6 separate regions of the Homo sapiens genome follow, and regions 1, 2, 3, 5 and 6 are each linked to region 4. A link is a contact called in ENCODE Hi-C or POLR2A ChIA-PET data. All regions are on one chromosome and are shown on one strand. Each heading gives the region's core, a stretch centred on a gene start or an enhancer-like site at or near the end of the contact. The rest is flanking DNA. Distances are from core to core; before and after follow the strand shown.

Region 1 (4,500 bases), core at 1,624-4,123, 1.0 Mb before region 4:
AAAAAAAGACATACAAAAAAAGGTAGCTACATCCATGTCTAAGGAGTGAAAACTGAGGTAACCTTTCTTTTAATTAAAAACACAAAAAACAAAAATGAAATGAACCCATGACCTCCTTCCTGCCCAATAATGAAATTTAGTTGAGAAATTCCGGAAGACGGGCTGGGGTAGGGGGTGGGAGTGATAACACAACCAGCAGATGACATATCTTCCAGTCCCTACTGCATGGGGGCTGGTGGAGAGACACCTGGGCCCTCCAAGTGCGTGTGCAGGTTGCGTGCATGGCCCTGCCTTGTGGAAGATTCCTCTCGAGCATTTAACGTTGGGGAGGGTAGGGGGTTTCACCTATGATTTCTTTGGTATAAATGGAGAGGGGCAGAGAGTAAGTATCTTCCTTTAGTCTGGGGGTGGAAGAAGGGGTATGGGGGTGGGGTGCTAATTCACAGAATTGGAATTCACTGGCGGTAAAGTCCTGGGCGAAGACCTCTCCCTTAAAGCCTGAGATAGCAGGGTGCAGCCTTCAGACACGGCGCAGGCCGAGTTCCTCAGCCTCTCCCTGTGGTCCGACATCTTGGCGCCCCCGTCGGGGTGCTGCGCCAGATCCCTGAGGCACTGGGTCAGGAGCACGCAGGCCGACACCACGCTCATGGCGCCGCCCAGGATGGCGGTCTGCACCGCCTTGCCCTCGGCGCTCACAGCTGCCGCGCGACCCAGGAACTGCGGCTCGGTGGCGAAGCCTACCAGGGCGCTCACTGCCTGCACCAGGGGCCCGCTGAAGAGCGCACAGCGGCTGCGCGCCAGCTCACTGGGCGCCACCTTCACCTCGCGCACGCAGGCCAGCAGCGCCGACGCGCTGGTGCTCATGCACTTGACGCCCAGCTTGAACTGCTCCCGCGAAAAGCGGTCCCGTGACTTGTCACTGGCCAGGGCGCACGCGTCCGTCAGGAACTTGAGGTTGCGCGACAGGCCCTGCGACACCTCCAGCAGCAGCTGCGGCGTCATGTCGGCCAGCGGCGTGGCGCGCAGCACGGCGCAACCCTGCTCCACCTCGTGGCGGCATCGCGTCACGCGGTAGCGGTCCACCAGGCCCGGCTGCGCGGGCTGGGCGCCCGGCGTGGCCACAGCGGCCAGATAGGCCGCGTGGGCCGAGCACTCGGTCAGCGACACCACCAGGTCGCCCAGCTCCACCAGGCTGTCCCCCGCCTCCCCGAAGCGGCCCATGTTGAGCTGGCTCTGCACGTCGTGGGTGAGGATGGAGAGCCCCTTGGTGCGCGCGATGATGGTGTCCCGGCACTGCTCGAAGGACTCGGCGCCGGCACCAGAGGAGGCGGGGCCCTCGAAGAGCACGGGCCGCGCCTCGCTCGACAGCAGCAGCAGGTCAGCCACCAGCTGCATCTTGCCCTTGCAGTGGTCGCAGACGGATACCAGCCTCTTCCGCGGCTGCGAGCTGGCCCCGCCGATGGCGCTCGCAGGAGCCGGAGAAGCCGCCTCGCCAGTGGGCTTCCCGGCGCTGCCGCTAGCCATCGCGCCCGGGGGGCACTGGCATGCCGCTGGGGAGCCCGCTACCACCGCCGCTGCCGCGGCCACTGCCGCCGCCCCGGCGGCCGTCGCGACTCAGCTGGCCAAGGCCGCGGTGCCTTCCCCGCACCATCATGCCATCCACCGCCGCGGGCAGAGGGCACTGGGCTGCGGCGGCGGGAGCCCGGGCGGCGCGGGGTGGGCCCGAGGGCGAGAGAACGCGGAAGGCTCTTCGGGGCAAGGGGAGGGGCTGCAGCTTTCGGCCTCCTAGAGGGCTTGCAGGAACCATGAACCGGGGCAGAGCAAACTCACTGTCCGCGCTCCTCGTCGCCGGGCTGCCAGGAAAGTCCCTTCTGCTGGTTCGCCGCCGCCGCCGCCTTCTTGGGCATGGCCTGGCGCGGCCCTCGGAGCGGGGAGGGCGGGACGGGGAAGCTGGGAGTTGTCCTTCCTTCCTTCCTTTCTTTGAAATCAAAATCCTTTCCTCGGGGAGGAGCGCGGGAGGCAGCTCAGGCGGGCTGTGCTGTCAGCCGCCGCGCTCGAGGCCACCTCGGGCTCGGCGGCGCACGTGGGCTTCAGGCGCCGTGACCCCACCAGGCGGCACTTCCCCGCGACGGCGGCCGGGGCTGGCTCTCTGGGACGCGCGGCCGCCCCGGGCGCATCTCCTGCCTCCAGCTCTTGGGAAGCGGCGCCGGCGGCAGCGGGGCAGAGGGTGTGGCCGGCACTGTCGCGGCCGCGCCGAGTCAGAGTCGGGCGGGAGCCTGCACTGATTGCGCACAGCGGCCGCCCGGATCGCGCTCAAGCTCTCGCCCGCCCGCCACACGCCCGGGCGTGCCGAGCACCACGGCGGCCCCTTCCCGCCTCGCCGGTTCACAGAGCGCGGCCCGGCGCCGCGGCGGCACGCCCTCCCAGACCGCGCGCCCGGCGGCCCGGCGCTGGCTGTCTACGCAAGTCCATCCCTGTCGCCTCGTCTGGGGCCCGCAGCAGCTGAGCTCTCCCGAGGCCCCGGGCCCCGCGCATCGGACGCCCCTGCACGAGTCTCCCTGCCACCGGGCCAACTCAGAAGGTCCCCGCGGCGCTGCGGCAACCGGCCCGGGCCCCGGCTCCTGCCATTTTTGTCAACCGCCAACTTCCGAGCGAGCGGGCAGAAACTGAAAGGAAGGGCGGGGGCCGAAAGGCAGAGGGGAAAACACCCGCTTCCTCTCCGCGCGCGGCTTCACCTCGGAGCGCGGCCGTGGCTGCGCCGCCGCCCGCAGGGGCTGCCGGAGGCTTTTCCTGTTCCCGTCCGCGCCTCGCCCCCGGGCTCGCCGCCGCCGCCGCCTCGGCCGTAACCTCCCTGGAGCCTATAGAAATCTTTTGTGTGGCGTCACCGCCTTTCGTTTAAATCCCGCTTCCTCCTCTCGCCCTTCCTCCCGCCCCCTCCGCCGCTCCCGGATGCTTGCGCGATGCGCTGCTCCTCCCCCGGGAAGCTGGGTGGCTGCGGGGGACGCCGCCGCCCAACGCGGACGCTGCCGGCGTGGGGCCGGTGGTCCTGAACTCCCCCGTGGTCCTGGGCCGAGAGACTGGGGGAGCGGACAGGGGAAGGCCTGCTCCGGCCCGGGGGCTCTGCGCACACCCATGGGAGACCGGGGCGCAGCCGCCCGCGGGCCTTACGTAAGCTCTTAGCCGGACCAGGGGGCTCCACGCTTCCTCCCCGCCAAGAGAGCAAGTCTAAAAGGTGACCTGGCTTCTGGGCTGAAGGGAGGAGGACACTGGATTTCGGCCCCTGGTGATTTGCTGGGGCCGGTGGGTCGTCTCGGTCTGCGCGACTTCGCCCGGTTTTCCAACGCCCCCTGCCCTTTGTTGTGTTTGATCCACTTCCACGATGGGTTTCCGACCAGCAGTGCAGTGTAACGAAAAGAGGAAAAGAGCACTGGATGGGGAGTCCGAAGAGTGGTGCTAGATGCCTGCCCGTTCCTCCCTTGAAATACGCCTTATGCAGTGAGAGCGCGGGTTCTGAAGCAGATTTCCTAGGATCAGCCTTTCTCAAGCCATTTATGAGTTCCATGACATTGTTCAAGTTCTCTTTCCAAGTATCCGTCTTCTCTTCTAGAAATTAGAGATTGTGCACAGGCTGCTTGAGTACTTGGTTCCTAAACAGTAGCTGTTAGAATTATTATGAGCCCTGATCAGCGCACTTTGCCCTCTCATAACGTCTATTTATTCGTCTGTATAATGGAATAATAGTGGCTGCTGTTAAATGAATTAAATACGACGGCGTTTGGAGGGAAACATTACTACTCCAGTTTTACAGATAAGGAAACTGATGATCAGGTGCTTGAAGTGACTTCCGAAGATCAGGAAGACAGCATATGGCAGGGACAGGAACCCACGCCTACGCCCCAGCCTCTTTTTACCGAACCTTGTTCTTCAGGAAGTGGTTAAAACACCTGGGCTACTCCCAGCAAAACGCCAGTCACGCAGTCCTGAAACAGGTCCTCTAAGGTGCCCAGCCCAACACAGGCTGGGCGTGCTGAGCCAACAGAATGTTTGTTCCTCTGTCCCTTCCTAGAACCCCAAGTCACCTTTCTCCAGCCAGTTAAAAACGTTACTTTTAACTAGGATGACGTTTCAATTTATCGGCCATATCCAAGCATTTCTGAGAATGAACTGTGAGACATGCTATTAATAAATTAACCATGAACAGCAGGTTCAAACCTGGATGGATAGTCATCCTACTTATAACTGAAAGTATCCTTAAATATCTTTAGAATCCGGATGAGCCCACTTAGTTTGCAAACCGAGGTCAATAAAACTGACTTGAAATAGGAAGTAATTATGTAGGGTTAATTCCTTTTTTTCTTCTACAAGAGAAAAAAAAAACAGCTGGATAAGTCAAGGTTTTTCCATGGTGACCCAGGGATTGCACCTTAGTCCTTCTTAAGCTCCAAAAACTTATGAGAGGGGGCCGAAAGCGATGGCTCACACCTGTAATCCCAGCACTTT
Region 2 (4,315 bases), core at 416-2,915, 1.0 Mb after region 4:
GGCCTCAGTTTCCTCATCTGTAAAATGGGGGGTCAACAACATGCCACTTTGCAAGGTGATGATGTAAGTGAAGAACAGGGCATCACTGGGCATTTGAGGCTACGGCACAGGCTGGTCTGAATCACCCTCTCCTCACCCAAAGCAGTGACAGCACCGGCCTCCTCAGCCTGGAACGCACGTTCTTCTGTCTGTCTCACACCCAGACCCTTACATACCATCTTCTTTAGCTTTGCAAACTACAGAGAATGGCCCTACAGCTCTTAATGTAGCTTCCTCAGCAGAAAGACTAAAATGTCTGTTGAGGGGGCAAAACAATTCACAAGGAGGTCGTCTAGCTTCTTCAGTTGTAAGTCCACTCCAAGCAAAAGGGAAGCCAGGGAAATGTGGTTAACCAGGGCAGGGAGACGTGGGGAGTGTGGGGGAAAGTCTGAGGTGGAGACACACAGGGACATGGGGGGTATGAGGTGGGGACAGGCAGGGAGATGGGGGTGCAAGGTGGAGACACGCAGGGACATGAGGGGGTGTGAGGTGGGGACAGGCAGGAAGATGGGAGGTGCAAGGCGGGGACAGGCAGGGACATAGGGGTGTGAGGTGGGGAAATGCAGGAAGATGGGGGGATGTGAGGTGGGGACTGGCAGGGATATGGGGGTGTGAGGTGGGGACAGGCAGAGACATGGGGGTGTGAGGTGGGGACAGGCAGGGACATAGGGGTATGGTGGGGATAGGCAGGGAGATGGGGGGTGCGAGGTGGGGACAGGAAGGGACATAAGGCTGTGAGGTGGAGACAGGCAGGGACATGGGGGGTGTGAGGTGGGGACAGGCAGGGAGATGGGGGGTGCGAGGTGGGGACAAGCAGGGACATGGGGAGTGCGAGGTGGGGACAGGCAGGGACGTGGGGCGTGCGAGGTGGGGACAGGCAGGGACATAAGGGTGTGAGGTGGAGACAGGCAGGGACATGGGGAGTCTGAGGTGGGGACAGGCAGGGAGATGGGGGGTGTGAGTTGGGGACAGGCAGGGAGATGGGGGGGTGCGAGGTGGGGATAAGCAGGGACATGGGGGTGCGAGGTGGGGACAGGCAGGGACATGGGGGTGGGAGGTGGGGACAGGCAGGGACATAGGGGGTGGGAGGTGGGCACATTCAGGGAGATGGGGGTGTGAGGTGGAGACAGGCAGGGACATAGGGGGAGCGAGGTGGGGACAGGCAGGGAGATGGAGGGTGCAAGGTGAAGACAGGCAGGGACATGGTGTGAGGTGGGGACAGGAAGGGACATGAGGGGTGCGAGTTGGGGATAGGCAGGGAGATGGGGGGGTGCGAGGTGGGGACACGCAGGGAGATGGGGGACGTGGGGATGGCGACAGGCTGGGAGAGGGAGAGGCCAGGCTGAGACCTCCCCGCGCGGTGCCAGCCAGTCCAGGCAGATCCAGGACTCAGCCAGGCCTGATACCCAGATAAGCCCTTCCTCCCAGAGGAGATAAGGGAGCGACGCGGCCGGCCGACAGGTGAACTAGAGCTGGCGAGTTAGTCGGCGCCGCCCCCTCCCGCGAGCCCGGCCTCGGGGGAGTACCGCCCACCCCGCCCCGCGCTCGCTCCGCCCCGCGCTCGCTCCGCCCCTTCGCGCTCCCGCCGCTCCTCCACGCTCGTGCCGCTCCCCCCCCGCGCTCCCAGTTGACGCTCTGGGCCGCCACCTCCGCGGACCCTGAGCGCAAGAGCCAAGCCGCCAGCGCTGCGATGTGGGCCACGCTGCCGCTGCTCTGCGCCGGGGCCTGGCTCCTGGGAGTCCCCGTCTGCGGTGCCGCCGAACTGTGCGTGAACTCCTTAGGTACGCAGAGGGCGCGCCGCCCGAGAGGGTGCTAGCAGGCCCTAGAGTGGACGCTGGGAGAACTTGGCCAGGGGCGCACTGGGCTCCGGAGGAACGGGGCAGAGCTTTCCCCGGTGAGAGGCCAGGAACTCTGCGTGCTGGCACGGGGAGGGGTAAACTGCATTATAGGCGGGGGTTCTCGGAGGGTGGGCGGCTTGTAGGACCAGAGGAGCAGATGGGCTGAGTGTCCAGGGTCCCACCTAGCCAGGTGGCTCTCCAGCCTAGAATACCAAAGGAGCCCGCAGCTCCTTCCGCCTTCCTCAACTGGGGACACAGAGTGTCACACAGAGGACTCTGATCTGTCCCTGCCAGAGGTGAGCAAGGACGTCCCAGCCTTCTCTAGCAGCTTCCCCCGGGACTTGGCACACAGGGGATCCCCGTAGTGTCTTGGGAGTCCCATCTGTAGAGTAGGTTGGACGGGCTGTTTGGAACAGTGAATCCCTGTGCAACGGCACCAGGGAAAGCACTCAGACCAACAGCGCTTTTAACAGCACCCCAGGGCCCATGGCGTCAGGTGGAGCCCCAGGACTCCTCTTGTTGGCCAGATTGGCTGCGACTGGTCCAGCTTCGTGCTGCCCTTGCATCCTGTCTACTGCCCGGGCTCAGGCACCTCCCCTGGCTGAAGGCAAGGAGCCTGCTCTTCCCTACTGCCTCCCTCCTTTCCTACTGTCCCTGGTCCCAGCCTCAGCCCACAGGCTCTGAACTTAAAGACCACCTGCCCCCTTCACCGAGAAAAGTAGCCAAGAAACAACCCAAGGAGCCAAGAACCTAGGGAGGGGGGGTGCCCTGAGCTCTGGAGGAACGGGACAGGGCTTTCCCCCAGCTAGAGGCTCAGGGGATGGGACAGAGATCACTGAGGCTGAATCTGGGCCAGAGGGTTGCCTCATTCCTTCCCACCTATTTATTTAAAAAGCTCCCCAGCCTTGCAAACCTCAGTGGGCGCCCAGCTCCAGGTCAGTTCCCGCCTAAGGAAAACCTAGCTGCCGCAAGCGAGGGCTGCCTGGAGAAGGCTGGCGCTGAGAGGCTGTCTGAATTCCAGAGCAGGGCTTGGCAAACTTTTTCTGTGAAAGACCAGACGGTAAATAACTTAGGCTTTATGGTGGTCTCTGTAGCAACTACTAACTCTGCCATGGTAGTGTGATAGCAACCATAGATTGTATGTAAGTGAGTCAGTGTAACTGGGTTCTAATAAATGATTTTTATGGCCACTGAAATTTCAGTTTCAAGGGATTTTTGGGTGCTACGAAATATGTTTCTTCTAACCATTTAAAATTGTAAGAAACCGTTTGTAGCCCAGGAGCTGTACTAAAACAGGAGTCAGGGACCGGCTGCGGTGGCTCACACCTGTAATCTCAGCAATTTGGGAGACCGAGGCAGTCGGATCACTTTAGGTCAGGAGTTCGAGAGCAGCCTGGCCAACATGGTGAAACCCTGTCTCTACTAAAAATACAAAAATTAGCTGGGTGTGGTAGCCAGGTGCCTGTAATCCCAGGTACTCAGGAGGCTGGGGCAGGAGAATCGCTTGAAACTGAGAGGTGGCGATCACTCCAGCCTGGGTGACAGAGTAAGACTCCATCTAAAACAAACAAACAAACAAACAGGGGAATACTGTACTTTCCTGAAACCTGCTGTAAATCCAGGCAAGGTATTATGGCACTTTTAAAGTCCTGACTAGATTGGAATGGATCTATTTTAGGGTAAGGCACGGTTCACCAGCAGATTATTCTGGCCCCAGAATAATCTCTCCAGAGGCAAACTGGTAGTCAATTGTCCTAAACTCAAACCCTGCCTCCAACTCTTGTCCTGAGTTGAGGTCTGTCTTCCTCTAAAGCCCTCAGCTGCAGCAGGGCCCTTAATCAAGATCTGGAATCCCCTGAAACCCTAAAGGGAGCCATGTTGAGGAAATGTGCATTTTCCCCAGGGAAAACGGCCATAGATTGGTCTCTGGAACAGGTTCGAGACCCAAAAACGGAGATCTAAATGCTGTGTGGTAGTGATCTTCACACTGGAGGTATGGATCCTTGGGGAAACAGGAAGATATTTCAAGTGATGCCGGCAGAGAGTGTTCTGGAAATCCATTTACAGACCTTTTATTTCCAAGTGTCCTCTTTGCTAAAACTGGGAGAGAGCCCCTGAAGGCAAGGGGGAACCTCTTTCCTCTCATTCAATCTGAACCTGAACCCATGGGTATAAAAACAATAGGGACAGCAAACAAAAAGACAAAACGGTAATAAATCGTTCATATCTGGCATTCTCAATTCCTCAAGGAAACTGAATTGAAGAGGAGAGGACTTCATGGGGATATCAACTGATGAGGTCTTAAAAATAATGTTGAGTGAGGCCAGGCGTGGGGGCTCACGCCTGTGATCCCAGCACTTTGGTAGGCCAAGGTGGGTGGATCACCTGAGGTCAGAAGTTTCAGACCAGATTGGCTAACATGGTGAAACCCCATCTCT
Region 3 (4,414 bases), core at 309-2,808, 1.1 Mb after region 4:
TGAGCCGAGATAGCGTCACTGCACTACAGCCTGGGTGACAAACATCGTCTCAAAAATACAAACAAAAAAAGTCACTCATTAACAAAATACCCCTAAAACCTCCTTAAATATTCCATAAACTTAAAATACGCAGTACTACGGTTTGAGGTTTACGGCTCTAAAAGGAATTCTAATGCAAGTCTAAAAACCCCTAGAACAAAAATCGTACGCATGTAGACATCGTATTTACGGTAACTAGCATAAATTTCCATAGCAATGAAAAGGAATGTTAAAGTGTTCCTCCTTTCTCAACAGGACTTTACTTCCTTTTTAGCTATTAGACCTCCACCTTATTATACGTTAACTGAAGCGTTGTGAAAATTTAAAGAGCTGCCTTCCACTGGGAGTCAGTCTAACCTTACCCAAAACTCATGTCAATCGAAAACCAATTAATAAAAAGAAATTCAACTTTCAAGTCATTGTTAAACACTGCAACTAATCAAACAATTACTGCATTTAAAAAATGACGTCGAGGCAATGGGACTTACAAATGCAAACGGCGTCAACACTGCATTCAGATCATTTTTATTTACTTTTTACGAGCAACTGCAAAGCGAGAGCTCACTCACATTACCATAGGATCTCGGCACTGCGCCCAAGAATAGCAGAGTGATGCCTCCAGGCAACACAAAGCGGAGGAAAACGCTCATCTCACTTTTTTTTTTCTGTCCCCACCCACCACTCTGTGGTATGCGGAGGGCCCCGGCAACCTTCTGGTCGTCGTGGAAGGGGGCGCTGCATCTGCCCGTAAGCTGTGCCTCCATACGGGACCGAGACGCCGGCGGCCATGATGGCGCCGCCATCTTGCAACGGCCATTTTACAACGCACTTCTCCCGCCCCGTGGCGCCAAACCCACCCCCATCCGCAGCTGAGTTGCCACCGAACGCAACCACCCCGGGGCTCCAGGAAGCACCGAAAAACCCGTCGTAGCTGCCCAAGCGGCCGGGCGCGCCGCAGGACCGCCCGAAACAGCCACCGCCCCTCCCCCCCCGCCGCCACATCACTTCCCCTAACCGCCGCCATGGCGCTCCCGTCGCCTCCCTACAATAGGCTGCTCTCTCCGCGCCCTCTTCCTCAGAACAATAACAAACACTTGACGAGGGTGTGCCACGCGCCAAACGCTCTCTCTCCCACTCTAACGCCTGCGCAGCACTCTCGCTTCACAAAGCGCTTTCTCACAATGACGCACCGGAATTGCCATCCGCAATGCGCTTTCCCCGCACAAAGCACTGACCGCCGCCTTCTCAGGGCGCAGCCCGCGCCGCCCCCGGCCCTCAAGCCTCAATCACCTCGAGCCCGCCTCTATCTCCTGCGCCGTTAGGTGCCTTTTTCCCAAAGGCGCACACTCACCCTCCTGGAATTTAGGCTTCGGGTCCTGCTTCGGCGCCATTTATAAGTGATTCGCCGCCTCCTCCTTCTCCCACCACCCCCGACTACCGCCCCCTACTCTCTACCCCACCCAACTCCGCGTCAGACGCGCCGTCAGGCACTGCCAGCTCTACATCCTGGGCCGGATTTGCCAGCGCCCGCAGACCTCACAGCACCGCGACCCGCGCAGCCGCTGCTCCAGCCAACGACAGCCCGCCGCGCACGCGCCCCTGCGCCCGCGCCGCCCCAGGGCACGCCGGGACTGGTAGTTCGGAGTCGGTGGAGGCGCCCCCCCCCCCCCCCCGGGTGGGGGAGGGGCCGGCTACCCTACCCCACCCCACCCCCGCTTCTCTCTCCATGCCCCCGGCTGCTGCGGGTTGGTAAAGCGGGGATTTGATTTCGTGGGAGGTTAAGGCGGAGCTGGCGATGGGGGAGAGTGGGGGTGGTGAGCCACCAGTGATAATAGAATGGGAAAGGCCCAGTTGCGACGTCCCTTGGGCAAATAAGCCCCCGTTGATGTTGAAGTAGTCGGAGAGAATAGGGCTGGCTCGGAAACCTACATTCAATAGCATTCCGCTAGTTTTTGCATAGAAAGGCTTTAGGATCAGCAAGAGGGTGGGAACTGGGGTCCGCTTCTGGAAGCTTCGTTGTTTAGCAACCCCACTGCGGAGCCTATTTGGTGGGATTGATAGCCATTTGTTGGCTCCTAGGTCTACCTCCTCTTCTCCAGCCCAGCCTTGCGGAAATGAGGATGATGACGTGGGAAACACTAGTCACGCTTTAGCTTTTTGAGATAATGGAGCTCTGCTTTCTGAAAAAGGCTAGTGTGAATATGTCAACGTCTGTATTCCGTACCTGCCCTGTTTGTGCTTCTTGTCACTCTAAACAAACGGATTTCTTCAATATTATACCTTTTTTTTTTTTTCTGAGATGGAGTGTCGCTCCGTTGCCCAGACTGGAGTGCAGTGGCGCGATCTCTGCTTACTGCAGCCTTCGCCTCCCAGGTTCAATCGATTCTCCTGCCTCAGCCTCCGGAGTAGCTGGGATTACAGGCATGTGCCACCACGCCCAGCTAATTTTTGTATTTTTAGTAGATACTGGGTTTCACCATGTTGGCCAGGCTGGTCTGGAACTCCTGACCTCGTGATCCGCCCGGTTTGGCCTTCCAAAGTTCTGGGATTACAGGCGTGAGCCACCGTGCCTGGCCTAAACAAACGGATTTATGTCGTTCCCTGTTCAAAAACAACTTTGTTGGCTAAGCTGCAAAATAGCACCATTTCCGTCAGTTTATTGTGAGAATTACATATACGGGCTTAGCGCGGTACCCAACAATGAATAAGTGCTCAATGAACTTTAGACGATAAATCTCAAAGTCCTTAGCCTGGTATTTAAATCCTTCCACAAACAGCCCTTAGCCTACCTGCATCCCCTATGTAAACCTTTATCCTCCTACGCAAACCTTTGTCTCCATGACTTTTCTTTTTTTTTTTTTTCTTTCTGAGACGGAGTTTCCCTCTTATTAACCAGGCTGTAGTGCAAAGGCGCGATCTCAGCTCACTGCAACCTCTGCCTCCCAGGTTCAAGCGATTCTCCTGCCTCAGCCTCCCGAGTAGCTGGGATTACAGGCATGTGACACCACACCGGGCTAATTTTTGTGTTTTTGTAGAGATGGGGTTTCTTCATGTTAGTCAGGCTGGTCTTGAACTCCCGACCTTAGGTGACCCGCTGGCCTCGGCCTCCCAGAGTGCTGGGATTACAGGCGTGAGCCACTGCGCCCAGCCTGTCTCCATGGCTTTTCTAAGCCCTCCCCTGCCCGGGTTCCACACCCCACCAATTCCGGGCCCCTCTCCATTTATCTGACTTCCATTTCTCCTTCAGTCTTTTTAACACAACCCCTTCTCTGACAACAGAAACCCACAAAAACCTTCCTTATTCCAGTTGAATATACACCATCTTGTCACGACTACTTCTCGCAAGCTTGTCCAACCTGTCTTATTTTGTTGTTGTTTTGTTTTGTTTTGTTTAGGCTTTTAGCACCCTGAAGCCATGGTTTTTAGTTTCAGTCTCTAGTGATAAGTGGAAAAGGGGGATGAGGAAGGGGCTTTACTGGCCCAACCAGAAACAGAAACTAAGAACCCATGACTGTATTCACTCCCTTGGACACCATTGCTAAATTGTAAAAAGGGACAAGGGCTTCTTTGGACCCCACCCCACCAAAACTGTCCTGTACACTTTTAAATTTTTTATTGAATATAAAATACGTACTTTTTTTAAATTATTTTTTTGAGACAGTCTCGCTCCGTAGCCAGGCTGGAGTGCAGTGGCACAGTCTCAGCTCACTGCAACCTCTGCCTCTTGGGTTCAAGCGATTCCCCTGCCTCAGCCTCCTGAGTTGCTGGGACTCGGTGTGCCATCACGCCCAGCTACTTTTTTGTATCTTAGTGGAGATGGGGTTTCACCATGTTGGCCAGGATGGTCTCGATCTCCTGACCTTATGATCCTCCTGCCTTGGCCTACCAAAGTGCTGGGATTACAGGCATGAGCCACTGCGCCCAGCCAATTTTTTGTTGTTGTTGTTGTTATGAGACCAAGTCTCACTCTGTCACCCAGGCTAGAGTGCAGTGGTGCAGTCTCAGCTCACTGCAGCCTCCACCTCCTAGATTGAAGCGATTCTTCTGCCTCAGCCTCCCAAGTAGCTGGGTTTACAGGCGCATACCACTATGGCCGGCTAATTTTTGTATATTTAGTAGGGATGGGGTTTCACCATGTTGGCCAGGCTGTTCTCGAACTCCTGACCTCAGGTGATCCACCCGCCTCGGCCTCTCAAAGTGCTGGGATTACAGACGTGAGCCACTGCGCCCAGCCTGCACATACTTTTTTAATCCAAACGTTTAAAAATACAAAAATGAAAATAGTGGGCCGGGCGCGGTGGCTCACGCCTGTAATCCCAGCACTTTGGGAAGCCAAGGCAGGCGGATCACGAGGTCAGGAGATCAAGACCATCCT
Region 4 (4,742 bases), core at 7-2,506:
GGCGGTACTGCCAGAGTCACCTCGAGAGGCCCTGTTCTCTGCCACCCAGGCTGTTTTGTAGTCTCCATTCCAAATTGTCGTTACTCCGGTTTACCCCGTGGATGGCGTTTAAGACTTTTCTTAAATTTGAAATTCACAGAACCATTTTAAAGTGAACAATTCAGTGGCATTTAGTACCTTCGCAGTGTTGTGCAACTTCCACCTCTATCTAGCTGCAAAACATTTTCTTTTCTTTTTTTTTTTGGAGACAGAGTCTCGCTCTGTTGCCCAGACTGGAGTGCAGTGGCGTGATCTTGGCTCACTGCAACTTCTGTCTCCCGGGTTCAAGCAATTCTCCTGCCTCAGCCTCCCGAGTAGCTGGGATTACAGGCACACGCCACCCGCCTGGCTAATTTTTTGTATTTTAGTACAGACGGGGATTTACCATATTGCCCAGGCTGGTCTCAAACTCCTGAGCTCAGGCAATCCGCCCGCCTTGTCCTCCCAAAGTGCTAGGATTACAGGCGTGAGCCAACGCGGCCGGCCTTGTAAAACATTTTCATCACACAAAAGAAAACCTTCTACCCATTAAGCAGTTACTCCTTCCTCTTCTCAGCCCCTGTCAACCACCAATTTGCTTTCTATCCTATGGATTTAACTGTCTGGATATTTCATAGAAATAGAATCACATAATGTATGACCTTTTCTGTTTGGCTTCTTTCTATTAGCCTAATGTTTTTGAGGTTCATTCCTGTTGAAGCATGTATCAGTTCTTCATTCCTTTTTTGGGATGAATAATGTTCCATAATTTATTTATCCTTTCGTCTGTTGATGAACATTTGAGTTGTGTCCACATCTTGGCTATTGTGAATAGTGCTGCCATGTACATTCGTATGTAAGTATTTGAGTATCTGTTGGGTGTATACCTATGAATGGAATTGCTGGGTCTTTTGACAATTCTGTATTTAACTTTTTGAGAAACTGCCAACATTTTCACAGGGGTTGTACCATTTCACATTCCCACCAGCAATCTACAAGGATTCTAATTTCTCCACATCCTGCATTTAAGACTTGCAAAGCTGAATTAATCACAGGATGAGGAAGTGGCTTCTCTGAAACATTTTCCTCTTTCACATTTTAAACTTTCTCTTTCATACATGACATGAAACACAGCCTACGCACGAAAGTGACTAGGAGGAAGGATATTATAAAGTGATGCAAACAGAAATTCCACCAGCCTCCATGTATCATCATGTGTCATAACTCAGTCAAGCTCAGTGAGCATTCTCAGCACATTGCCTCAACAGCTTCAAGGTGAGCCAGCTCAAGACTTTGCTCTCCACCAGGCAGAAGATGACAGACTGTGAATTTGGATATATTTACAGGCTGGCTCAGGACTATCTGCAGTGCGTCCTACAGATACCACAACCTGGATCAGGTCCAAGCAAAACGTCCAGAGTGCTACAAAATGTTGCGTTCTCAGTCCAAAAAGAAGTGGAAAAGAATCTGAAGTCATGCTTGGACAATGTTAATGTTGTGTCCGTAGACACTGCCAGAACACTATTCAACCAAGTGATGGAAAAGGAGTTTGAAGACGGCATCATTAACTGGGGAAGAATTGTAACCATATTTGCATTTGAAGGTATTCTCATCAAGAAACTTCTACGACAGCAAATTGCCCCGGATGTGGATACCTATAAGGAGATTTCATATTTTGTTGCGGAGTTCATAATGAATAACACAGGAGAATGGATAAGGCAAAACGGAGGCTGGGTATGTGTGATGGAAAAATTCTTCATTGTTCTTTCCTGTGAAATAGAAATTGAGAATTTCCTTGCTAGTTAAAACAACAACAAAACACTTTACCTAAGAATACTATTTTCCTTGGGTGGTTTGTTTTAATTTTTAAAATAAAAATATACTTTCTGGCTTATTTCCAATGAATCCTTGAACTTGAACTTTATAGTTGGAAAGCACTTATGTTTTCAGTTTTTATTCTTAACAGTATAAATTACAGTAGTGAGCTTTGGGGATTAATAAAGCACCTCTCTCATGCAGCTTCACAATCAGCTGTGCACACACTCTAATCTAGTACTTAGCTTTTGCTAGGGTTGTCATGACAGTACAGACAGTACAGAAATTTCTACAATCAGCACAGAAAGTTGCTATCAGATGCTGTTATTTTTAGGTATTTATGGGTTGCAAAAGACAGGTGTAAATTTTTGTAAGTTCATCGCTTACAAATTGGTGTTTTTCAGTTTACTAATACATAATAAATAGTAACATATATTAATATATAGCAAATTACATTACATATAATATATAACACATTATTACTAATAATAAATTCCGGGCTGTTAAAGTTTGTTGATTAAAACATAATATACTGTATGACCAGCAAGAACCTTTATTCAAGAATTTTCAAATAAAAATTTACTTTATTATCAGTGCCTAAAAAAGCCAAGACTATGTAGAGGCCTGTGTTGAAACTCATGTTGGTAAAAAGCCTGACACAGCTGGATGTATATGGTTTCCTTTATATTCCAATATACTTAATAATTATTTTTTTAAAGCACTTAAGTGTTCATTGATCCTCTCTCCAACGGCCTTCACCTCTCCCAAGAGGTAACCACTGTTATCAATTATTTTGCATGCAAAACATGCCTACTGAATCTATCCATAGAAAATAAACAATACTTCTTTGTAAAACATTTTTTGTAAAAAAAGTTTTATATAAAATGTATATGTATGCTTATGTATATGTTTTACATAACATATATGTTATACCATATAACACATACCTTTTTTACATATACACATAGATTTTTTATGTATACATATAAATTTTGCATACATATTTTTACATGTGTATATGTAAAAATAGTACATGGTACTAATGCTGCCACTTATTTTTTTACCCAGAATTATTTAAAATAGTATTATTAAGAGTGCTGTGTATATTCTGTTATATGTAAGTGCTGTAGAGTACCTGGCCATTTCTAGCTGATAGCTGTTTAGGTTATTTCGAGTTTGCTGTCACACACAATGCTTCATTGAATATCATTTTACGTAAATCTTCCCTTGTGCGTGTGTGTAGTTTTCTAGGGTGGATGTTGGGTTGTAGATGCTGGGTCATGGTGTACATACATTTTTTAATTTGTTAGGTCCTTGCCCTCCAAAGTGGCTCTACCAAGTTACACTCCCATCAGCAGCTCGTTAGGATATGCCCCGGGATTCTCCTACCCCAGCTGACTAACAGTAGGTTGCTGCAATTCATCATAATTTTCTTAATTTGTTGGGCTAAAAATATAGAGTTTATCTTGTTTCAATTCTTGTTTTCTTGATTTCTAGTAAGGTTAATTTTTTTTTTACATTTTGAGCATCTTTTCATATATTAACTGATCATTTGTAAATGCAGGGAATTGTCTGTTTACACCCTTTGCCCATTTTCCTTTTATTTTGTCTTTTTCTTATTGATTTGTAGGAATTCTTTGAATATTCTGGATACAAATTATTATTTTTATTATTGTTTAAATTTTTTGAGACAGAGTTTTCATTCTTGTTGCCCAGGCTGGAGTGCAGTGGTGTGATCTCAGCTCACTGCAACCTCTGCCTCCTGGTTTCGAGCAATTCTCCTGCCTCATCCTCCCAAGTAGCTGGGATTACAGGCATGTGCCACCACACCCAGCTAATTTTGTATTTTTAGTAGAGACAGGGTTTCACCATGTTAGTCAGGCTGGTCTCGAACTCCTGACCTCGGGTGATCCTCCCCCTTTGGCCTCCCAAAGTGATGGGATCACAGGCGTGAGCCATGCACCCAAATTATTTTTATGTATGTGGCAGATATCTTTTAGTTTGCTGATTAACGCTAATGATGTCTTTGGTCATTATAAATGTTTAAAAGTTTGTTGCAATCAAATTTATTGATCTTTTACTTGATGCCTTTTTCATTTTGTTTAAGGCCTTCCTGCATGATAGAGCTTACTGCAGCTACTCCCCTTTCTCAATCACCTTCTTCCTGGAACTTAGTTCTTTCTAACTGAGCCTGACTGAGGCTGGGCGAATCATGTGAAATGTTTTGTCATGTTTTCTTCCGGTTGGCTGTGGGAGGCTATACTTGAGGACTGGTGGAAATTCAGCTGCACTGTGTAGATTTCAGGTGAAGGCAAATGTTCTCTGGCACAGAGGACCACAGATGAGCCTGCAGAGAAATACTCTACTAGTTTGCAGGCTCTATTTGGGTTTGGATTGTATTTCCAACGCTTAGCATAATACTTGGAGCACACAGACAGTGAATAAATGTTAGTTAAAAATTTAACTTCTCCACAATAAATTTTGTGAGCTCCTGGAACTCACTGTTAGCAAGAGGTGTGGAATTGTCTCTGAGAATTTCTAGTAGTACCCTCATCTTTCAAGGGTGGTACAGATGTAAACATGAGTGTGGCCGGATGAACCTCTCCCGAGTGTAGATACAAATACACACATTGCCTGCACGTGCACACACTCAGCCTTTCTAAAGTTTCCAAGCTCTTTTTTTTTTTTAAAAAAAACACCTGAATAGTTCAAGTTGTAGACATGAAATAAATACTCTTGGAAATGTCATTTCAAAGCAATCTCCATGCCGCTTTCCCAGCTCAGATGAGACATTGATTCTGTCAACGATAGGCAGTGCTTTTTTGAGTCAGTGCAAACTGGCATGGAAAACTGTTATCATCTTTTCATAGTGATGTTGACAAATCTGCTTAAATGAATGAATTTACTCT
Region 5 (4,815 bases), core at 75-2,574, 1.4 Mb after region 4:
ATGTGTAAAACCAGTTCCTGTCCTGAAAAGCTAATACTGGCAGTTAGGTGAGAGAGGCAGTCATAGATTATAATGTGGAAAGAGGAACCGGGGGTAGGGTGGGAAAAGGGATGATGAAAGAATCAAGAAAGTATTTTTTGAGAAATCGATACAGAAAATGAAAGTAAATCAGAGATGGGAGAGGCAGAAATAAGGCTGAGAACCCTTGGGTCTAAGAGAAAGAACAGGGGAAGAAAGAAGGGCATTCCACACAGAGCAGAAAGTATGAACAAAGGGTACGGAGGCAGGATAGTTTAGTGGGCATGAGATAAACTGCTGATGCTTTTAAAATATATATAAATAAGAGCTAAGCGAGTATCCAAATCACGCAGAGCCTTGAAAGCCAAGGCAAGAGGCTGAGGCCTTCTCCAGAGAGTGATCTGGGTCCTGAACTTGGGGGTGGAGGCAGTTATCTTGGGCACCATCAGTACCATTCGTGCAAAAGGCAATACTAGGTGTTCAGCGTTATTTGGTAAAGCCTCAGTCCAAGGCCCACATTTCCAAATACTGGAATATAGGGAATCAAGACTGGAAAGGTAAGCTGGAATCAAATCCTGGAGAGCCCGCGTGCCCAGGTAAAAACAGAATTTTATCTCTCAGCCAATGGGGCTCCTCTGAATGATTCCCAAGGCCCACAGGAACTGATTGGCATTTTAAATGATCACTCTGGCTGGTGAGAGACCGAGGGCAGCGAACTGGTTGAGGTAATTGCAATAGGAATGGTGCAAAGTAAGGATGGCACAGAGCAGAGAAGCAGGGAGGACACAGAGACACTCGCCGGGGATTTCTGATTCGAGCTTTAAGCACAACTTTCTGTTGTCTCCACGCCTGACGCCGGGCACAGCACTATTTTGAGTTCACCGGCACCTCCGGGAGAGCTAACTTTCACGTACCGAACTCCTGAGGACGGAAGCCACCCCAACTCTCGGTCCTGCCCACAGACCCCCACCCTCAGCCCGCCCCCTCGCGGGCCCCGGCGTCCAGGCTTGGCACTGGGAAGCCCCCGACGGCGGCCGGCGGGGGCCATTCCCGGCGGTCGGTCCGTCACAGAGGAGGCGGTGCAGAGTCATCGTGCCCACGGCTCCTCGGCGGCAACTGCAGGCCGGGACCGACTGTCTTGACGTTCACGACCCCCGCCCAATGGGAAAGCGGCCAAGCTTCCGCGGGCCCCAAGGGGCCAAAGGCTCACCAGATGGAAGACCCTGAAGACCTGAGATGTCCACGGAGCCCTTAACTCCACGGAAGAATAAACCACCACCGCTCACCGAATAACCGCTGCTAATATGGCCCCCGCGCATGCGCAGAACCGCTGGGTTGGGGCGGGGGGAGCGGGACGGCCGAGGACGCGGAAGTCCTTCTTGCGGGGCGGAGCTAGAACCCGTGCCCCTCGTGGGAGCTGGGTCGCGGGGGTGCTGAGGCTCTGGGGCGCTGCAGCTTAGGCTAGGGTCCTCAGCAGGTGGAGGAGTTGCTGTGCCATGGGGAAGAGGGCAGGAAGACAGTAGCCAACCAGGAGGTGGAATAGCTAATTTCTTTCTCTTACCCTTGGCGCTCTCCTTTCATTTTCTCTTCACTATTCAGACCTAGGATAGCAAATAGTGTGGACCGGCTTCTTAATTGCTATCATTCCTGTCCTGTTTCCCAAAATGGTTCCAACCACATGAGACTTTACCCCTCTCATCACCTTCCTTTTTCATTCTGGCTTTCACTTTTACTGCTGATGCATACATTTTGGACATACACATTATGATGAGGAAGGCCGGGTGGCTCATGCCTGTAATCCCAGCACCTTGGGAGGTCGAGGCGGGTGGATCACCTGAGGTCGGGAGTTCGAGACCAGCTTGGCCAACATGGTGAAACCGTCTCTACTAAAATTAACAAAAATTAGCCGGGTGTGTGGTGCACGCCTGTAATCCCAGCTACTTGGGAGGCTGAGGCACGAGAATCGCTTGAACTCGGGAGGCGGAGGTTGCAGTGAGCCGAGAGTGCGCCACTTCACTCCAGCCTGAGACTCCATCTCAAAAAAAAAAAAATTATGATGAGGGTCGAGCATGGTGACTCATGCTTGTAATTACACCGCTTTGGGAGGCTGAGGCAGGAGGATGGCTTGAGGCTAGGAGTTTGGAGGCTGCAGTGAGCTATGATCGCACCACTGCACTCCAGCCTGGGTGACAGAGAAAGACACTGGCTCTAAAAATTAAATTAAAAAAAATTATGATCAGGTTCACACTTTTGGGGGAATTTTCACCTTGGTCTCTTTCTCTGCTTTTCACCAGTCAGAAAGGATTTCCCTGACCAGCACAGTTAAAGCAATACCCTACCGTCAGCATATACTCGCACCATTTTATCTTCTTTACTGAAATTGTCATACTTGTTTCTGTGTTCATTATCCATCTCTCCACCTTTTTGCTCATTCAGCCTCGGTCCGTATGTAAACTATCTACTATGCATTTTAGGTTTTTTCAGGCTAGAAGGTTGACTAGATCTGGGTTAATATGAAGTCATCTGCTCACAGTCTCTCCCAAAAAGCAGCCCACTGGGCAGAAACTCCTCTTCATGTTGGTTGCAAAATTATTGGGGGATCTGGGCTTTGAAAAGGAGATAGCTTGGAAGTAAGTTACATTTTGAGGTCTCGCCTATCGTCTCTACTTTCCAAGCACACAGGGAAGTGAGCCAAGGCAAGATGGCAAAGAGCCACACGCAGGTGGTGCTCTGAAAGCATCCTCAGGTGGTGTAACTTATGGCATCTCTGAGGGCCCCTGCCTGCCACCTTAGTTCATTCTGCGGAATTCAGTGAACAGTCACTTTTAAGTGAGAGGTAGAATTTCTCAGGTCAAGAGAGGGATTCCTTGAGAAAAAGGGCAAGAGAAGAATGAGTCTGACAAGTGTGGGTGACTGAGTAGTTCGGTCTGATCTGAATGGAGGAGATAATACAGGAAGTAAGGAAAGGCATTTGAGGCCTAAGTGTAGAGTGCCTTTAATGCCAGAATTTGTTTTGGTCAGTAATGGGAAGACAGGATTAAAGTGATGTTTTAGGATGATGAACCCTCAACATCTCTCATCCCACATGTTCCTCTTACAATGTGCCACAGATGGTTCCCACTGAGAGGTTCTGTGTCCCCTTATTCTGAATCTGGGTGAGCCTGTGACTACAATGGAAGTGATATCATGTGACTTCCAAGAGCAAATCACAAATGGTGATATGGTTCTGTCTTGTCCTCTTGGGATGGTCGTTCTTGGGACCCAGGCACTGTGCTGTGAGGAAGCAAAGGCCACATGGAGAGGTGTTTGGCCAACAGCCTAGATGAAGTCCCAGTGTCACCTGCCAGACAGCTGAGTGAAGATTCCTCCAGATGATCCTAGTACCCAGTTGTAACCAGGCAGCTTAGCTTCAAACTGCATTAAAAATTTTTTCCCCTTTTCCTTGGGTTTAAAGATATAACCTTGAAGCAAACTGCAGAAACCTTTTCTAGAGTCCACATCCCTCCCTTTCTCATTGTATATACTCCCTTCACATTTATCCAACTGTCTACTAGTATCTAATTATGTGTCTTCTTAGAAGTTCCAGGGGTCAATCCTGAGACACACAGACCAAGTCTGGAGACCCAGCTGCAAAGTTCCAGAGATTACTTCAAGACAGCTAGTTAACAACCTGGCTGTTGTTGAAATGCCATCAGCCCAGGGTCCAGGTGGACCAGGACCCAAGATAGCCACCAGAATAAGACACACAGACACTGTACTCAGCCCAGTTCTTGTCTGCCTTCCTTATCAAGTTTTCCCTTTTTAAACCCCTGCCTTCTTCCTAAAAATAGAAGCCGTTAATTTGGATAGGAATCCGATTGCTTTCCCTTTACTATTTTTGGCTAATAAATTCTGTCTTTCTATTATACCTCACCCTTGTCAATTGGACTCTGTAAGAAGCAAGTGTTCGGTTACACAGTGATTGAGTCTCTCCCAGGCATCAAATCTCTCCCAGCCTTAAAGTCTTCCTAGCTGAGGCCCCAACACTGGGGGGAGCAGAGACAAACTGTCCCAGGGCCTGCCTGAATTCATGACTGCCAGAAACCATGAGCTAATAAAATGATTAAAGTTTTAAGCCACAATTTTTTTTGGTCATCACACAGCAATATATGTAACCAGAGTTTTTATCTGCCTACATAATATGAAGTGCAGAGGTTAGGGAGACTAAGAATACCAGAAAGTAAAGTTCTGTTGTAGTCCAGGGGCGCTAAAAGCCTGAACAGAAGAAGGCACTTGCAAGAGCAAAGAGTCTTTGCCAGACATATGGTATTGATTCCTAAATCTGGAACTGGGTTTTCTCCACGTTGTTTGAAAGGACCAGGACCTGGCACTTGTAGTGGTGTGTTCATTCTTACAGTTTATTCAACAGATCTTTACTGGGTCTTCTAGGGGCCTGGCACGGTGCTAGGTCCTGAAAGTAAAGTAAAATAAATATTTAATTTATGTATTATATTAGGGTCTTCCAGAGAAACCGAATCAATGGGATGGAAGGATGGATAGGTAGATAAACAGGAGGGGATTTATTATGGAAATAAATTATGGAGGCTAGGAAGTCCCACAATTGCTGTCTGTAAGCTGAAGAACCAGTGAAGCCAATTATGTGTTTCAGTTTGAGTCTAAAGGCTTGAGAACCAGAGGAGATGATGGTGTAACTCAGTCTGAGGCTGAGGACCTAAGAACCTGAGGGGCCGCTGGTTAAGTCCTGGAGTTTGAAGGCCAAGAACCTGGAGTTTTGCTATCTGAGGGCAAGAGAAGATG
Region 6 (4,476 bases), core at 740-3,239, 1.1 Mb before region 4:
GCCGGGTGTGGCGGCACACACCTATAATCCCAGCTTTTTGGGAGGCTGAAGCATAAGAATTACTTGAACCCAGGAGGCAGAGGTTGCAGTGGGCCAAGATGGGTCCACTGCTCTCCAGCCTGGGCAACAGACTGAGACTCTGTCTCAAAAACAAAACAAAACAAAATCCCATGTGTGTGTTTGACAATGTCTATGCAAACTGAATATGTGCCTGCCCTACGACCCAGAAAGCCTACTCCTTGGTACACAACCAAGAGACATACGTTCATGTAGGCTAGGAGCACACGTTCACAACTGTGCTCACAGAAGCCCTGTTCCTAACAGCGCTGACCTGGGAACAACTCAAATGTCTCCCAACAACAGACGAGATAAAAGAGTTGTATTACATTTACGTAGTGAAATACTGTGCAATATTGGGAAAGGATGAACTGCAAGTGTATGCAACAACATGGATGAATTTCACAACATACTGAATGAAAAACAAGGTATTTAGAAGTCAGGGTGGCGGCATCCTTGGCAGAAGGCATGAGGAAAAGGAAGGGGACACAGGGAAAGCGGGTCTGCAGTGATGGTTGTGTTGTTTCCTGATCTAGCTGCTGGTTTCACAAGTGTGTCCACTGTGCGAAGATTCATCGACATTTATACCCATGATTTGTGCACTTGTATATATGTTACGCTTGAATTAAAAGTTTACTTAGAAAAAGGAAAAGTTTACCATTCACCTCTAAATCAAAGCCTCTTTTCTGTTAGTGATTTCGCAGCAGCACCTCGGAGGTGTCCAACCCCTCCTTCCCCCTGCCTCCACCACAGTCTGGCTTCGTAGGATCTTTCTTCTGTGTGGCTGGCGTTTGTCTCCTCCCATCCTGCTTAACTTCCCCAGTCAGGGCCTCAACCCCTCAGACCTGTTATGAATGAAATCATGGCCTCTCTGGGCTCCCTGCTTCCTGTCTGTCCCATCCAGCTCCTTTAAAGTGTTTGCTCTGGATCTCTGCTTTCATCATAATCCTCCTTTTAAACTTCCAGTCCACCATCATCAAGTCCGCGATAAAATGCAGCTTCTCTGCATGGCACTCAGGCCGCCCTTTTAAAAATCAGGCCACACGTCCCTTCCAACTTCGTCCAGTCTGTGCTCCCTAATGAGCCAATTCTCCAGCCAGATGGTCCCCTCCTCCCTCATTGTCAGCACACTCTTGTGGCTTCTGCCTGCAACCCCAAGCAGGAGAGAAAGCCCAAGCCCACTCCATCTTGCTCATTCTTCCCAGGACCAACTCAGGTTTCTTTAGCCTTCCCGATAAGACCTTGACATTAGCCTCATCCAATTCCTCTCTCCTCTGAGTTTGGCTGTCCATACTTACTTGCCCAAATCATTCAGGGTTGGCCTTATGGGCACGTGCCCCTTGAAAGGAGCTGGAGAGGAAAAAAATGTTCTGAACTGTTTTCATTCATGCTTAGGCTGGGAACACATGCTGGTCACCATTGAATACAAAACCTCCTCTGGCTCCCAGACGTAGATCACTCAAACACCCAACCTGATCTTGAACTTCAAAATGCAAAAAAAGTAAACTCGGCAGGGAGAAAACTGCCCACTGACTACCAAAGATGACACAGCATGAATATTTCCTCCAGCTACACAATGGAGAAGCTGAGTAATATGCAGAATTCACTAAATGACGGGGACTAAGATCACAGGGGTTTTAAGGTCAGCTGAAACTCGATTGCCGTAGTTTTCCTTCCTCTTGGGTAAAAGCTTCTCTGAGCAAACCACATTTTTTCAGAGAATCAAGGCTAGAGTCCCTGGTGAGGCAGTTCGTTCCTGGCCTTCTGTCCTGGGCCACGTGCTTCTCAGCCCTTCCCTGTTGGGCTGCGGGAGGGTTCAAGATGGAATGAGGTAATGCTGGCAGGACAGCTGCCCAGGGAGCGAACGAAACTCTGCCCTGGTTGCAGCCTAAGCAGGACAGGAAGCAAATTAGCAGAAGCAAGCAGTAATTTGACTGCCAACAATAGGAGTCAAAACTGCATTTCTGACCCTGCACCGTTGATCCTCCTCACAACAATAGTCATCCACAAGCCATAAAAAGGCCGATGAAACACTATTTGAGATTGCAAATGCTGGAGTCAAAAGAGTCCTGGGTCCAAATTCTGGCTCTGCCACCCATCCGCTGTACGACCTCGGACAACTTGCCTAAGGTCTGTTAGACTCTGATTCTTAAATGTGCATATTTCATCAAGGTACTGTATGAAATGAGGATGTATGTAAAGTGTGTAGTACATAGCAAGAGCCCAATAAATAGACAGTATGTTCTATGGGCTTTTGTGAACCCCTGCCATCTTGAGTTTATTAACCCTCCATGCGTAAAAACTCCCTCACATTTTTTGCTTCCTTACGTTCTTTTTTTTTTTTTTGAGATGGAGTTTTGCTCTTGTTGCCCAGGCTGGAGTGTAATGGCGCAATCTTGGCTCACTGCAACCTCCGCCTCTGGGGTTCAGGCGATTCTCCTGCCTCAGCCTCCCAAGTACCTTAGATTACAGGTGCCTGCCACCATACCCGGCTAATTTTTTGTATTTTTTAGTAGAGACGGGGTTTCACCATGTTGGCCAGGCTGGTCTCAAACTCCTGACCTCAGGTAATCCACCCGCCTTGGCCTCCCAGAGTGCTGGGATTACAGGTGTGAGCCAACGCGCCTAGGGTTATCATGAGGATTAAATGAGTTAATGTATACAGTCAGCCCTCTGTATCTGTGGGCTCCATATCTGTGGGTTCAACGAACTGCAGACAGAAAATATTTGAAAGAAAAAATGATGTCTGGGCTGGGTGTGGTGGCTCATACCTGTAATCCCAGCACTATTGGAGGCCAAGGCAGGTGGATCGCTTGAGGTCAGGAGTTCAAGACCAGCCTGGGCAACATGGTGAAACCCCGTCTCCATTAAAAATACAAAAATTAGCTGGGCATGATGGTGCATGCCTGTAGTCCTAGCTACTCAGGAGGCTGAAGCAGGAGAATCCCTTGAACCCAGGAGGTAGAGGTTGCAGTGAGCCAAGATCCACCACTGCACTCCAGCCTGGGCAACAGAGTGAGACTCTTTAAAAAAAAAAAAAAAAAAGAAAGAAAGAAAGAAAAGAAAAGAAAAGAAAAAATGATGTCTGATGTCTGAACTGAACAAGTAGAGACTTTTTTATATTGTCATTATTCCCTAAACAACACGGTATAACAATTATTTACATAACATCTACATTGTAGTAGGTATTATAAGTAATCTAGATATGATTTAAAGTATACAGGGCTGGGTGCAGTGGCTCACGCCTATAATCCCAGCACTTCTGTAGTCCAAGGCAGGCAGAAGGCTTGAGCCCACAAGTTCAAGACCAGCCTGGGCAACATGGTGAAACCCATCTCTACAAAAAAAATAGAAGCTAATCTGTGAAGATGAAGACTATATGTATGAGTCATTCACATGCTGGTGGTAAATTATCAATCTGCAAAATTAATCTGCAATATATAAAAATTAGCCCCATGTGGTAGCCTGCACCTGTAGTTCCAGCTACTCAGAAGGATGAAGTGGGAGGATCACCTGAGACCCTAGAGGTCGAGACTACAGTGAGCCATGATCGTGCCACTACACTCCAGCTTGGGTGATGGAATAAGACTCCATCTCAAAATGATAATAATAAAGTATACAGGAGGATGTGCACAGATTATATGCAAATACAACACCATTTTACATCAGGGAGTTGAGCATCCAGGGATGTTAGTATCCAAGGGGGTCCTGGAATCAATCCCCCACAGATACAAAGGAACAATTCTAAGTGCTTGGAAATGCACCTAGAACATAGAAAGTATCATGTAGGTGTCAGTTATTATTAGGAAAGCCTGGGGCAAAGGATACGAAATTACAAGGAAGATGATGCTGAAGACAAATTCTCCCATTTCCCAACTCAGGGGCCTGGCTAGAGTCACTGTTTCTCTCTGCAAACTGGCCATTTCCATTTCCACCGTCTTTTGCTGCCAACACGGAGAAGAGCTTCTGTGCTACAGCCGAGCCACATTTTGGTGCACGAAGATGTGCGGGTTGCCTGAGGATTCTAAGCAGCAGTTCTAGTACGTTTTCCACAGGCAAAATGCACTTGAGGCTCCAAACTACCAGCTTTGATCAACTGTTATGTGAGGTAAGGCCTTATCTGGTTCATCCTAAAGCATCCTAATGAAAACAGAAAACTGTAAGGGGAAACAGATGCAAGTTTGTGGCAGAGGGAAAAATGCACTGGAGTCTTGGGAAAGATGGGGAGGGAGGGCTATTCCTTTTTAAACACAGCATCTAAGATTAAAGTGCTTGTTATTACAATTATCCTCCAAAGAAATCCCATAAAATCCCCTCATTAGACTTTGACCCCAGACTTTAGACTCAAAAAATGAGAATTTGCTTTTTTTTTCAGTAGGGATCGTACCACGTAAAATATAGTATAAAAATAAAATAATA

The links. Hi-C counts contacts between places; a loop is a spot of excess contacts on that map. ChIA-PET counts read pairs that join two places held with the same protein, here RNA polymerase II (POLR2A). Pooled maps may share reads with other maps.
Region 1: a pooled map shows a loop between it and region 4 (6-fold over the local background). The contact joins the promoter of TLNRD1 here to the promoter of BCL2A1 in region 4. A Hi-C loop is called at or near these places in 1 of 37 single-sample maps with no recorded cell type and 9 of 50 pooled maps. POLR2A ChIA-PET finds 5 or more read pairs at or near these places in 2 of 52 experiments (WTC11 and activated CD4-positive, alpha-beta T cell).
Region 2: a pooled map shows a loop between it and region 4 (4-fold over the local background). The contact joins the promoter of CTSH here to the promoter of BCL2A1 in region 4. A Hi-C loop is called at or near these places in 3 of 37 single-sample maps with no recorded cell type and 5 of 50 pooled maps.
Region 3: a pooled map shows a loop between it and region 4 (15-fold over the local background). The contact joins the promoter of MORF4L1 here to the promoter of BCL2A1 in region 4. A Hi-C loop is called at or near these places in 1 of 37 single-sample maps with no recorded cell type and 9 of 50 pooled maps. POLR2A ChIA-PET finds 5 or more read pairs at or near these places in 3 of 52 experiments (activated B cell and activated CD4-positive, alpha-beta T cell).
Region 5: a loop to region 4 is called in a pooled map, with 9 times the contacts of the local background. The contact joins the promoter of PSMA4 here to the promoter of BCL2A1 in region 4. A Hi-C loop is called at or near these places in 6 of 50 pooled maps. POLR2A ChIA-PET finds 5 or more read pairs at or near these places in 2 of 52 experiments (Panc1 and T-cell).
Region 6: a pooled map shows a loop between it and region 4 (9-fold over the local background). The contact joins the enhancer-like site here to the promoter of BCL2A1 in region 4. A Hi-C loop is called at or near these places in 5 of 50 pooled maps.

What each region holds. Positions count from the first base shown.
Region 1 is chr15:80,999,296-81,003,795 of GRCh38, reverse strand. TLNRD1 (talin rod domain containing 1) reads right to left here and starts at 2,873. Exons shown (of 1, transcript NM_022566.3): 1 at 1-2,873. The coding sequence starts at 1,524. The coding sequence ends at 436. It overlaps LOC128071545, which reads right to left and starts at 1,654. Exons shown (of 1, transcript NM_001414893.1): 1 at 1,517-1,654. The coding sequence starts at 1,654. The coding sequence ends at 1,517. RefSeq lists an enhancer at 198-1,082 and silencers at 1,576-1,705, 2,056-2,515, 2,556-3,245.
Region 2 is chr15:78,942,396-78,946,710 of GRCh38, reverse strand. It overlaps CTSH (cathepsin H), which reads left to right and starts at 1,665. Exons shown (of 12, transcript NM_004390.5): 1 at 1,665-1,820. The coding sequence starts at 1,730. RefSeq lists silencers at 1,463-1,812, 2,250-2,544 and enhancers at 1,395-1,933, 1,934-2,472, 2,933-2,982, 3,413-3,462.
Region 3 is chr15:78,870,034-78,874,447 of GRCh38, reverse strand. It overlaps MORF4L1 (mortality factor 4 like 1), which reads right to left and starts at 1,558. Exons shown (of 12, transcript NM_006791.4): 1 at 1,391-1,558. The coding sequence starts at 1,430. RefSeq lists silencers at 1-55, 1,057-1,116, 1,527-1,786 and enhancers at 707-946, 340-971.
Region 4 is chr15:79,967,710-79,972,451 of GRCh38, reverse strand. BCL2A1 (BCL2 related protein A1) reads left to right here and starts at 1,256. Exons shown (of 2, transcript NM_004049.4): 1 at 1,256-1,752. The coding sequence starts at 1,333. RefSeq lists enhancers at 633-1,832, 4,137-4,186.
Region 5 is chr15:78,536,953-78,541,767 of GRCh38, reverse strand. PSMA4 (proteasome 20S subunit alpha 4) reads right to left here and starts at 1,324. Exons shown (of 9, transcript NM_002789.6): 1 at 1,229-1,324. It also overlaps a transcript of HYKK not described here. RefSeq lists enhancers at 176-1,068, 1,177-1,286 and a silencer at 827-1,096.
Region 6 is chr15:81,021,069-81,025,544 of GRCh38, reverse strand. No RefSeq gene overlaps it. Among named protein-coding and RNA genes, the nearest start is that of TLNRD1, 22 kb to the right of the region's middle. RefSeq lists enhancers at 743-1,037, 2,046-2,195. Within about 2 kb of position 1,989, at least 26 of the 41 ENCODE cell types and tissues checked have a DNase peak (open chromatin) inside an H3K27ac peak, as active enhancers do.